Linked DNA regions of Homo sapiens: region 2 is linked to region 1. Evidence: chromatin contacts called from ENCODE Hi-C data. All regions are on one chromosome and are shown on one strand. Each heading gives the region's core, a stretch centred on a gene start or an enhancer-like site at or near the end of the contact. The rest is flanking DNA. Distances are from core to core; before and after follow the strand shown.

What was found. A loop is a pair of places that touch in the nucleus more often than their neighbours do. Pooled maps may share reads with other maps.
Region 2: a loop to region 1 is called in a pooled map, with 2.1 times the contacts of the local background. The contact joins two enhancer-like sites. A Hi-C loop is called at or near these places in 2 of 50 pooled maps.

The regions. Positions count from the first base shown.
Region 1 is chr1:206,561,348-206,565,949 of GRCh38, forward strand. All of the region lies in intron 2 of RASSF5 (Ras association domain family member 5), which reads left to right. It overlaps LOC124904494 (a long non-coding RNA gene), which reads left to right. Exons shown (of 2, transcript XR_007066831.1): 2 at 1-1,047. Among named protein-coding and RNA genes, the nearest start is that of EIF2D, 49 kb to the right of the region's middle. Within about 2 kb of position 1,829, at least 9 of the 41 ENCODE cell types and tissues checked have a DNase peak (open chromatin) inside an H3K27ac peak, as active enhancers do.
Region 2 is chr1:206,953,874-206,958,475 of GRCh38, forward strand. FCAMR (Fc alpha and mu receptor) reads right to left here. Exons shown (of 8, transcript NM_001170631.2): 8 at 4,094-4,602. Among named protein-coding and RNA genes, the nearest start is that of PIGR, 9.7 kb to the left of the region's middle. Within about 2 kb of position 1,783, at least 7 of the 41 ENCODE cell types and tissues checked have a DNase peak (open chromatin) inside an H3K27ac peak, as active enhancers do.

The sequences.
Region 1 (4,602 bases), core at 579-3,078:
TCTCAGAACCTTCTACAAAATGGAACACTCAACTTCAGGCTGGGTCAGGTTTTGAAAGGTCCTTCCCATCCCTCCATTCCTTAAGGCATGCTAGCTAAGGGGACATTGACCCTACACTTGATTTTAGCAGGTAGTCCCTGTAATCTTACAACTTTAGTGACTTAAAAGTTCTTCTTGGTGTCTATCCTACAACTGAAATATGTTAATAGATAAACCTCTATCTTCCCACTGGAGACTCCTCCTCATGTGTGTTTTTCTCTGTGGATACAAAGAACAGAAGGTTGACTATATCTACAGTTAAATATTTTTCTTTTTCTTTTTTTTTTTTTTTTTTTGAGATGGAGTTTTGCTCTTGTTGCCCAGGCTGGAGTACAATGACGCGATCTCGGCTCACTGCAACCTCTGCCTCCCAGGTTCAAGCAATTCTCCTGCCTCAGCCTCCTGAGTAGCTGAGATTACAGGCACCCACCACCACACCCAGCTAAGTTTTGTGTTTTTTTTTTTGAGTAGAGACAGGGTTTCACAATGTTGGCCAGGTCTTGAACTCCTGACCTCAGGTGAACCCCTACCTCGGCCTCCCAAGGTGCTGGGATTACAGGAGTGAGCCACCGCACCCGGCCTATAGTTAAATATTATACTTAAGTACATAGAAAACACACTCCCATGCCCCCATCTGCCTAGGCTTTCTTGGGTCTACAGTGACACCATTGAATTCTTTTTCTTCAAGGAAGATGCAAGAGGAAGAGGGTCCTGGAGGTCAGATCCTACACTGCTCCCTGTTCCCTGCCTGTAATTGTTCCATCTCCTCCTGCCTGGCCAGTCAGCTCCTCCCTGGACAGGATCCCTGTGGTACTCCAGGGGCACTAGCCAACCCCACAGCCCTGGGACAGTTGGGGAGGTCCCCATCTCTCTGCTAGCAGCAGGCACACCCAGGCCTCAGGCATGGCACCTGCCCCTCACCACCTCGGCATGAGAGAAAAGAAAAGATTACTAAAAATAAGTTAGCTCCAAATTTCAGCAATAAAAATAAAACTAGAATCTTTGGAACCACTGGCCCATTTGACTGTTTTTTATGTGCTGTCTCAAAGGCTTACATGGCCCAAGACTAGTCCCAGAAGAGATTTCAGACTGGCACAGCCTCCAGATAGCCTCATTTAGAGATGCCGTCCGAACTCCACACTCGTGGGATTCACTGCCCGCTGCCTCCTCTGGCCCTTCCCAGTATTGTCCGTCCTATAAGATCAGAACTCGCATCTCCTTCAGGTCCAACAACATCAAGTACTTGGTTACAAAAGCCAGTATTGGCCGGGCGTGGTGGCTCATGCCTGTAATCCCAGCACTTTGGGAGGCCGAGACGGGCGGATCACGAGGTCAGGAGATCCAGACCATCCTGGCTAACCTGGTGAAACCCCATCTCTACTGAAAAATAGAAAAAATTAGCCAGGCGTGGTGGCAGGCTAACTACTTGGGAGGCTGAGGCAGGAGAATGGTGTGAACCCGGGAGGCGGAGCTTGCAGTAAGCCAAGATCGTGCCACTGCACTCCAGCCTGGGCGACAGAACGAGTCTCTGTCTCAAAAAAAAAAAGCCAGTATTGACCAAATACTGCTTGGGTTGAATTGCTGCATCTTCTCTCTTGCATCCTGTACAATCAGGATGGACTAACTTGAAACAACCCCTGCTTTTCAGTCATTGAATATAATCAGAGGTTTATTTCCCCCTTTACTTAAAAAAGTTAGATTGGCAGGTGGGGATCAGGATAACACATGGGAAGCTTGTGGGCCAGACCCGGAAATGGTGGGTGTTTCTTGCAACCACGGGCCATTGGCTGGAACTCAGTCACGTGGCCACACCTAACCACAGGGGAGGTTGGGAAGTGAAGTACAGCTGTGAGCCCTGGTAGAAAAGGAAGCAGGTTGTGGTGAGCATTTAGCTGTCTCTGCCACACATGCCTCCTGCCACCGTTTCTGCGCCAGGCACCTGGGAAGCTCTGCTCATAACTGCTTGGTAAAGGACATGACCTGTTTCTTTGACCTTGTACCTCTCTCTCATCTGTCACTGAGGATATTCTGTTCTTGGGATTGGGTCCTGTCTCCCCCATCTAAACTGGAAATCTCTTGAGGACGGGTGCTTTTCCTCACTCAGCACTTCTCTGGTTTCTCTGTAGCATCTGAAACCTTCAGTGTTGCATCAAGGTGGCCTCAACCACCTGCACCAGAACTACTCTTTGAGAATGGAGTTTCAGGGGCCCTACTCCAGAGCTACTGGCTCCTGAATCTTTGGAGATGGGACCCTGGATTCTGCTTTTCTAATACTTTTCCCAGGTGATTCTCATATATGCTGCAATCTAGGAACCACCTGTTTAGGAAATATTTGGTAATTGACTGCTTACCCCAATTGGAATGCAAGAAGAGAATGTGTCACAGATTCCTAAGAGGTTCCTAGGCTGGAAACTGAAGTCTAGAGAGGGAAGAGGATTTGCCCCCAGTCACACAGCTCAGTAGAGACAGATTCAAGGAGTCAGGCCCCCTGGGTCCTGCTCAGAGCTTTCTCTGCTAGTCTCATCACCACAAGCTGAACTCTTATTTCAAGGCCCTTTGAGATCTTGATGGCACATGATGTAAGGGAAGACACACAGCACTAACTGTAAATGAAGTCCTCCCTTCCCATCCAGCTCAAGCCACTAAGAGGTTATGGCCAAGTCATTTCAATCATCAGACTCAGGTACTTCATCCTGTCCTTCTCAACAAACACCCTTGTCATGTGAGTGTCCTTATCTTCCCTGCTGAGAGTCCCTTGCCTCTTTGCATGGGAACAGACCCTTTTTACTAGTTTCTCATGGGCCTGGTAGGGATTCTAGATATTGGCTGCCAAGTTCTCTAAACCATAAGGACTTCCCCTAGGGAGGGGTCAGAGAGACGACCTCCTCCAGGACCACCTGGAACTCACCCAAGACATCCTTGTTCACACGCCGCTTAGTCCAGGCCATCCCTCACTCTCTGTTCTGGTTCCTCCCCTCCTGCCCTCCTTCTGTCTTCACAGGTTTAGATAGTTTATCCAGAATCAGCTTTTCCCTATAAAGCAATTTCACTTACAGTTTGGGACACATAATATCCACCCACCCAAGCAGTTTAGGGAGAAAAGAAGAAAGATTTTATGCCAGTATCAAACCTTGAATCCCAGGTCTTATTGCACACTGTCAGATCAGGCTTTGGATCCAACTCCCAGCCTAGGAGCTTGAAGGGGTCCTAGCTTGGGGACCTCGATTCTCTTCTCTTCTGCTCTTCACTTACCAGGTACCCCACACCTGTGTATCTTCTGGCTTTGGGAGCTCCCTGGGTGGGGAACTGAGACCTGTCCTGCAGGTCCTTGGTTTCTTCTTCTTCATGGTTTAGTCTACCTCAAAGAGCATGGGGTGGGGATCCAGACCTAGCCTGGCATATTTTCCAGAGACAAGAGGATGAGATAAAGTGCCACGAATCAGGAGCACTTGATTTCAGGGCCAGGAGGAAGAAAAGAGCTGCACTGACAGACAGCTTCAGGCTTGAATTGCTGAGCCTGTGGCTTCTGTTCACAGAAGGCTTCTGTCCTGGGGGCTCATCTCCCCTCTTCTCCCACAGCATCCCAGCTTTAGCTAATCACTCTCCAGCCTACATCCCTCGCCCCACCTCTCTTCCTAGCTCTAGAATGGCATTTTCTACAGCTTCCTGGAGGTCTCAGATACCTTAAATTTAGTATGTCCAGAACCAACTCATAACTCATTTATTTCTCTGTCTCTGCCCCACCCTCCTAGTCCCCCACCTTCAATACCTCAGGGGTCTTCACCTCTTCTATTCACCCCATCTGTCCCCGCAGTGCTGCAGAGGTCAGGCCTCTCCTCTCTGTCCCCGCCTCACCCTGTGTTGGCTGCTCATAGCCTCTCACTGAGATGCCCCAGTAAGTCAGTTACCCTGCAGTTTCAATCCTGTGTTTTCCCCTCTGTGTATCCTGCCTACAACTGCCAAGGGCTTATTTTTCCCATATCCCAAAATTTTCCCAGGTTCCCTTTCCTTCCGGAGTGAAGCCCATACTTGGTTCTCCCTCTTTAGTACAGCGTCCAAACTCTGCAGCACCTGGCCTCAGTCAGAATGTTGTGTTTTTAACTTTCCTATAGCACTGAGCACCACAGGTGGGGGACATAAAGATGGATGAGATGGGGTTTCTGTACTTGAAGGCCTTAGGGCCCCCAGCCCACATTGTGTAACAGACCCTAGCTGCTCCCCTTCCCCATCCATGAAGTGTTTGGATGGAGGCCCTTCCATATCCTAGTGGAAGATGCTCTCAGCAACTGCCTTGCAGCCACATGGCCTTTATCATGACATGGCAGCAACTCCTGAGACAGGGAGGATGGAGGGCCTGACTCCTAGAATCAAAGGGTTTGAACAGGAATTGCCCACGAGGGGCTGGGAACAGGCTGCCAGCAGACACAGTGACAGAGCTGCACCACCACTGAGGAGGATGGAGGGGGATTTACCTCACCTCTGAAAAGCAGAGCCTCCTGGAGCTGGAGGAGATGGTTAGGGGTTATCACAGCCATTCCTCTGTCCCCATGCAGGACTGCACAT
Region 2 (4,602 bases), core at 533-3,032, 390 kb after region 1:
AGAGGTGGCAGAGGCAGAACATAGAAGAGTTCAGATCCTACTCAGTAAATGTGTGTCTTTTTGTTGTTGTTGTTTGTAGAGATGAGGTCTCACTATGTTGCCCAGGCTGGTCTCAAGCGCCTGGCATCAAGTGATCCTCCTGCCTCACGCTCCCACAGTGCTGGGTTTACAGGCATGAGCCACGGTGCCTGGCTTCAATCAATGTCTTTGATGCAATGCATCCAGGAGGCAAACAGTGGTCTGCAGGCCAGGGGCATTGGCACTGGTGATCACCACATGCCTGTAGAGGTGCAGCATGGGGTTCTCTCCTAAGGCTGCCGCTTCTCTGCTGCCCACATGGGTTTCAGCTGGCCCCTTAGAGAGTAGGCAGTAGGATGACAGCTCATCATACTGCTGACAGTGAAGGGAGCAGGCTGGCCCGGGAAGGCCAGCACCTGTAAACCAAGCTGTGTCACTGTATGAAAAATGAAGAGCTTGGTGGTGCTGGACCCTGAATGCAGGGTTTGTTTCTTTCTGAGTAGAATCTCCATTCTCCATTCCACATTAGTCATGCTTTCAGCTCTGGGATATCTGTACCAGGTGAGCACAATCAAATAACCTGTGTCTACTTGGCTGCAGTGCGTTATGGGTCTCTCTGTGGAGGTATCTTCCCCTAGGGCCTGACTGAGGCTGTTATTAAACTGATTTTTTATGTCTCAGACCACAGTGGGCTATTGGAGGAGAGGAAGAAACCTCCAACGTATTAGCAGAGAGCTCTCAAAAGTTGGCTTAGAGTCATGCATTTGCCCCGAGTAAGCTGAGACAGATGGACATCCCCACAAATAAAGATCTGAGCTCCTTTTATACATATGTCAGCAAGGACCTCAGGGCTGGTGCCTGAATTTTTAGCTCTAGTTCCGGCTCTCTGAACTTTTTTTTTTAATGCCTCATTAGGCCAGGGTTGTAATAAACTAGTTAGGTGACTAAAGAGAACCAATTCCTGGAAATGATTATGAAACCTTCCATGCACGAGCCTAAGAAAAAGAGAGAGAGAAAGACAGAGAGAGGGAGAGAGAGAGAGAGAGAGAGAGAAAGAAAGAAAGAAGCAAACCTTTAGAGCTTTACACAGGAAGGGACCTGACCAGATACTCAGACTATACATCCAAGCAAGGGGGAAGGCAGGGGACACAAAGATCGAGAATGCAGCTGTGGAGGTGAGGTGCTTTGCATGAAGTCCCAGTGTGCCCTTTCCTGAGTAGTGTAACTTAACTTCTCTGGTCCTCAGATTTCCCATCTATGAAATGGGAATGATCACACCTACCTTACAGAAATGTTACCGTAACTGTGATACACAATGTGAAAACACCTAGGATAGTGCCTGCTGTGCAGAAACACGTTAACAAGCAGTAGCAGCGTTAGTAAGTAACAGTGTAAAGTGAACTGCAGAAATGCACCCGAACCTGAGAATCTGCTTGATCTTGTGAAAATCAATGGTCTCCCTGCATCCTCGATTAGATTCTAATCCTAAGTTAGAAATCCCCAGGGAGGCTTCCCTGATTCTGGCCTAGGGATAGATGTTTGCCTGCCCCTCATCTCAGTGGTATAGGCATCATGCTAGCCGGAGGTATAAGATGAAAAACAACAGCACTGACAATACCAAGTGGTGGAGGTGGCCTCCTCTGCCAGTTTGGCCTCTGGCCCTTTAAATCAACCCTCCTGACTACTCCATGGATCAGTTAGCCCATAAAGGAGAGCTGTGAACACTTGGGGCTTCCCCGCTTCTCTCCCTGAAAGTTCTTACTCAGATCTTATCTCTGCCCCCTCCAAACTCTTGGCCCTGGGACTCTAATCTGGCCCTGCCCTGGCCTTTTGAACTCTTACCAGCTCCACCTCTGGTGGAGCTTAACTTTCCCTATAACGGCCTCCCTGCTAGAAACGCTCCTGGCTCTAGCCACGTGGCCAACACTCTTGCTGGGCTGGTTGTCTCCTCCCTCCCCTTCTTCCCCCAAGATGGGGTAGTCAGACAGAACATTCTAGCTGCTGAATTCCACAATGAAAGTATTAGAGCCGTTTGGAGGAAGGAGAGGTCCTGGAGAAAGGTGGTCAGGGAAGCCCTTGAGGAAGAATAGGATCTGATCTCCAGATCCGAGTGGGAACAAAAGAGTCCTGTACAATTTCATGGCTTAGTCCAGGGACTGGCAGATTCTGGCTCAAGGGCCAAATCCAGCCTCCCTCCTGTTTTGGGAAATAAAGTTTTGTTGGAACACAGCTGCGGTCATTTGTTTCTCGATTGCCTGGCTGCTTTTGTGCTGCAACGGCAGAACTGAGTAGTTGCCATAGAGACTGTATGGCCTGCAAAGCCTAAAATGTTTACCATGTGGCCCTTTACTGAAGAGTTGGCCAACCCCGGGTTTAGTGCATCAGGCTTCCCCAAACAGTGATGTGAGGAACTCCAGCCCCTTGGGACTGCTTCAATCAAACACAATAATCCAACACATCTGGGAAACACACATTATGTCCCCATCCCGAGGTGTGAAAACCCAGGGTGTTTCACAATACACCTCCATATAGCAAAGGCTCCAAAAGATCCTGCATAGAAGAATGTTTGTGGTTTCCCAGCATTTCCAAAACTTCATTAATCTACCAAACCTCCTTTTCCTCAGAACACCTTTTCACATCCTGAGAATCTAGCATTAGAAACAGTCTGGGTGCTGGGCCCATCCCTGCCACAAATGAGAACCAATTCCTGGGAATGATCATGAAACCTTCCATGCACAAGCCTAAGAGAGAGAGAGAGAAAGAAGTGAGCCTTTAGAGCTTTACACAGGAAAGGACCTGACCAGATACCTAGATCATAAATCCAAGCAAGGGGCACGGCGATCCAGAACATAGCTGTGGAGGTGGGCTGCTCCGAGTGGCCTTTGCTGAAGTACACACCTTGCAGAGCCTGCTCCCTCATTGGTTGAATAGGATCCATGATGTCTGTCCTATCTCCGTTACAGGATTATTTGGGGCAGGTCATTGAGAAAGCGAACAGGAAAATAGTCTCGAGGGACGACTGTGGTATCCTTGATTTTTGACAGTGAGTTTTGCTTTGGTACAATGCTCAGCAATGGTGAAGTGAAAAAGGCCCTGAACCAAGGTCACGAGTTCTCTTTGCTAGTCCTCACAGTGCTATAACTAACTGGGTTAACTGGGTGACTTTAAACAAGCGCCCCCCACCTGTACCCTTAACCCTGTTGGGCCTCAAGTCCCTCTCTTCTAGAATGAGGATATTAGACTAATCTCTAAAGATCTGTTAGCTCTGAAATTCTGCGATTCCATGTGGTTAGATGTGTGCAATTTTCCTACTTATCCAAAACAACAGGTTTCTCTTATAAGCCATAAAACCGGCATCTCCTTGATTTTCTTTGTACAGTGTCTGTGTTCAGAACCAGATATAAGGGGGTATTACTGAAGGATTTCTGTGCTGCTGACAGCTTAGAAGGCAGGACTAAGCCTTCTGGAAATGTCTACCTGGCAATTCTCAACTCGATATTGGTGCCTATTTTTCCTTTCTGCCTCCACCGCTCAGGCTGTTCCATCCAACAATGGAGCCCAGACAGTTTGCCAGCGGATCTGGCAAAAGAAAATAGTGGATGTGATTCCTGGAAAGGCAGTGGGGCCTAGGGTGGAGCGAAAGTTCCCTGACAAGCATGAGGTGATGTAGTTACAGGGCAGAATCCACATAAAATTCCTCTCTTTTGTCTCCCACCTCACCCCCAAAAACCATTTTCCAGCTTCACCAACAGTCCTCCATATCGAGGATTTATAAGCAGCTGAACAAGAGGGCCTTTATGAAGAAAGCAAGAATCTACTGAAAATACCCTGCTCCTCCATGAATGTAGGAAAATCCCAGAAAATCTTGGCCGGGTCAAAAGGTCTACGGCACAATAAGCCTGGGTCCAAATGGGGCGGGATGATGTGAGGAATGGGTGTTTGCCCTTTTGATCTCAGCGGAGAAACCAGCTGCCTGTGGGGTCATCTAGGGGACTCCCAAAAGGAGGGGCAGAAGCCCAGGGGGACCCAGAGTTCTTGCAGAGGAAGGGTGCCTAGAGGCCACTGAGCCCCCAAGTCAATCAGACACAGGTATTTATTGGGGTCCTACTGAGTTGGAAGTTCTCTGGGGGCATCATGAGACAGATAAAATGCAATTACTGCCTTAAAGGAGCTTAGAATCTACTTGAGAAGGCAAGGCTGGTACACTTAAATATAATACATGTGAATGGGAGGCTGAGTGCTAACAGTAGTCAGAAAAGGAGCCCCCAGCAAGGGCTGGGAGTGTTGATAGGGGATTTGTCACTTTCCACACTGATTGGAAGCCTCTTCTATTTTCAAACATTCAGGAATGGAAATTTCATGCTTTTCCTAGGTGACCTCTTCCAGTGTTTCATACACTGTTCTTGAAGTCTCCTTTGAGTCATCTTGTCACCTTTGGACGTGGATAATGCTTGACTTTCTTGGGCCCAAGGACAGCCAGCCTTTCTTCCATGGGTGGAGCACCGGCTGCATCAGCTTCTCTTCCCACAGGTGGAGGAAGGATGATGGAAAGAGGCTGGGGTCCTGAAGGCCTTTGATCTTGGT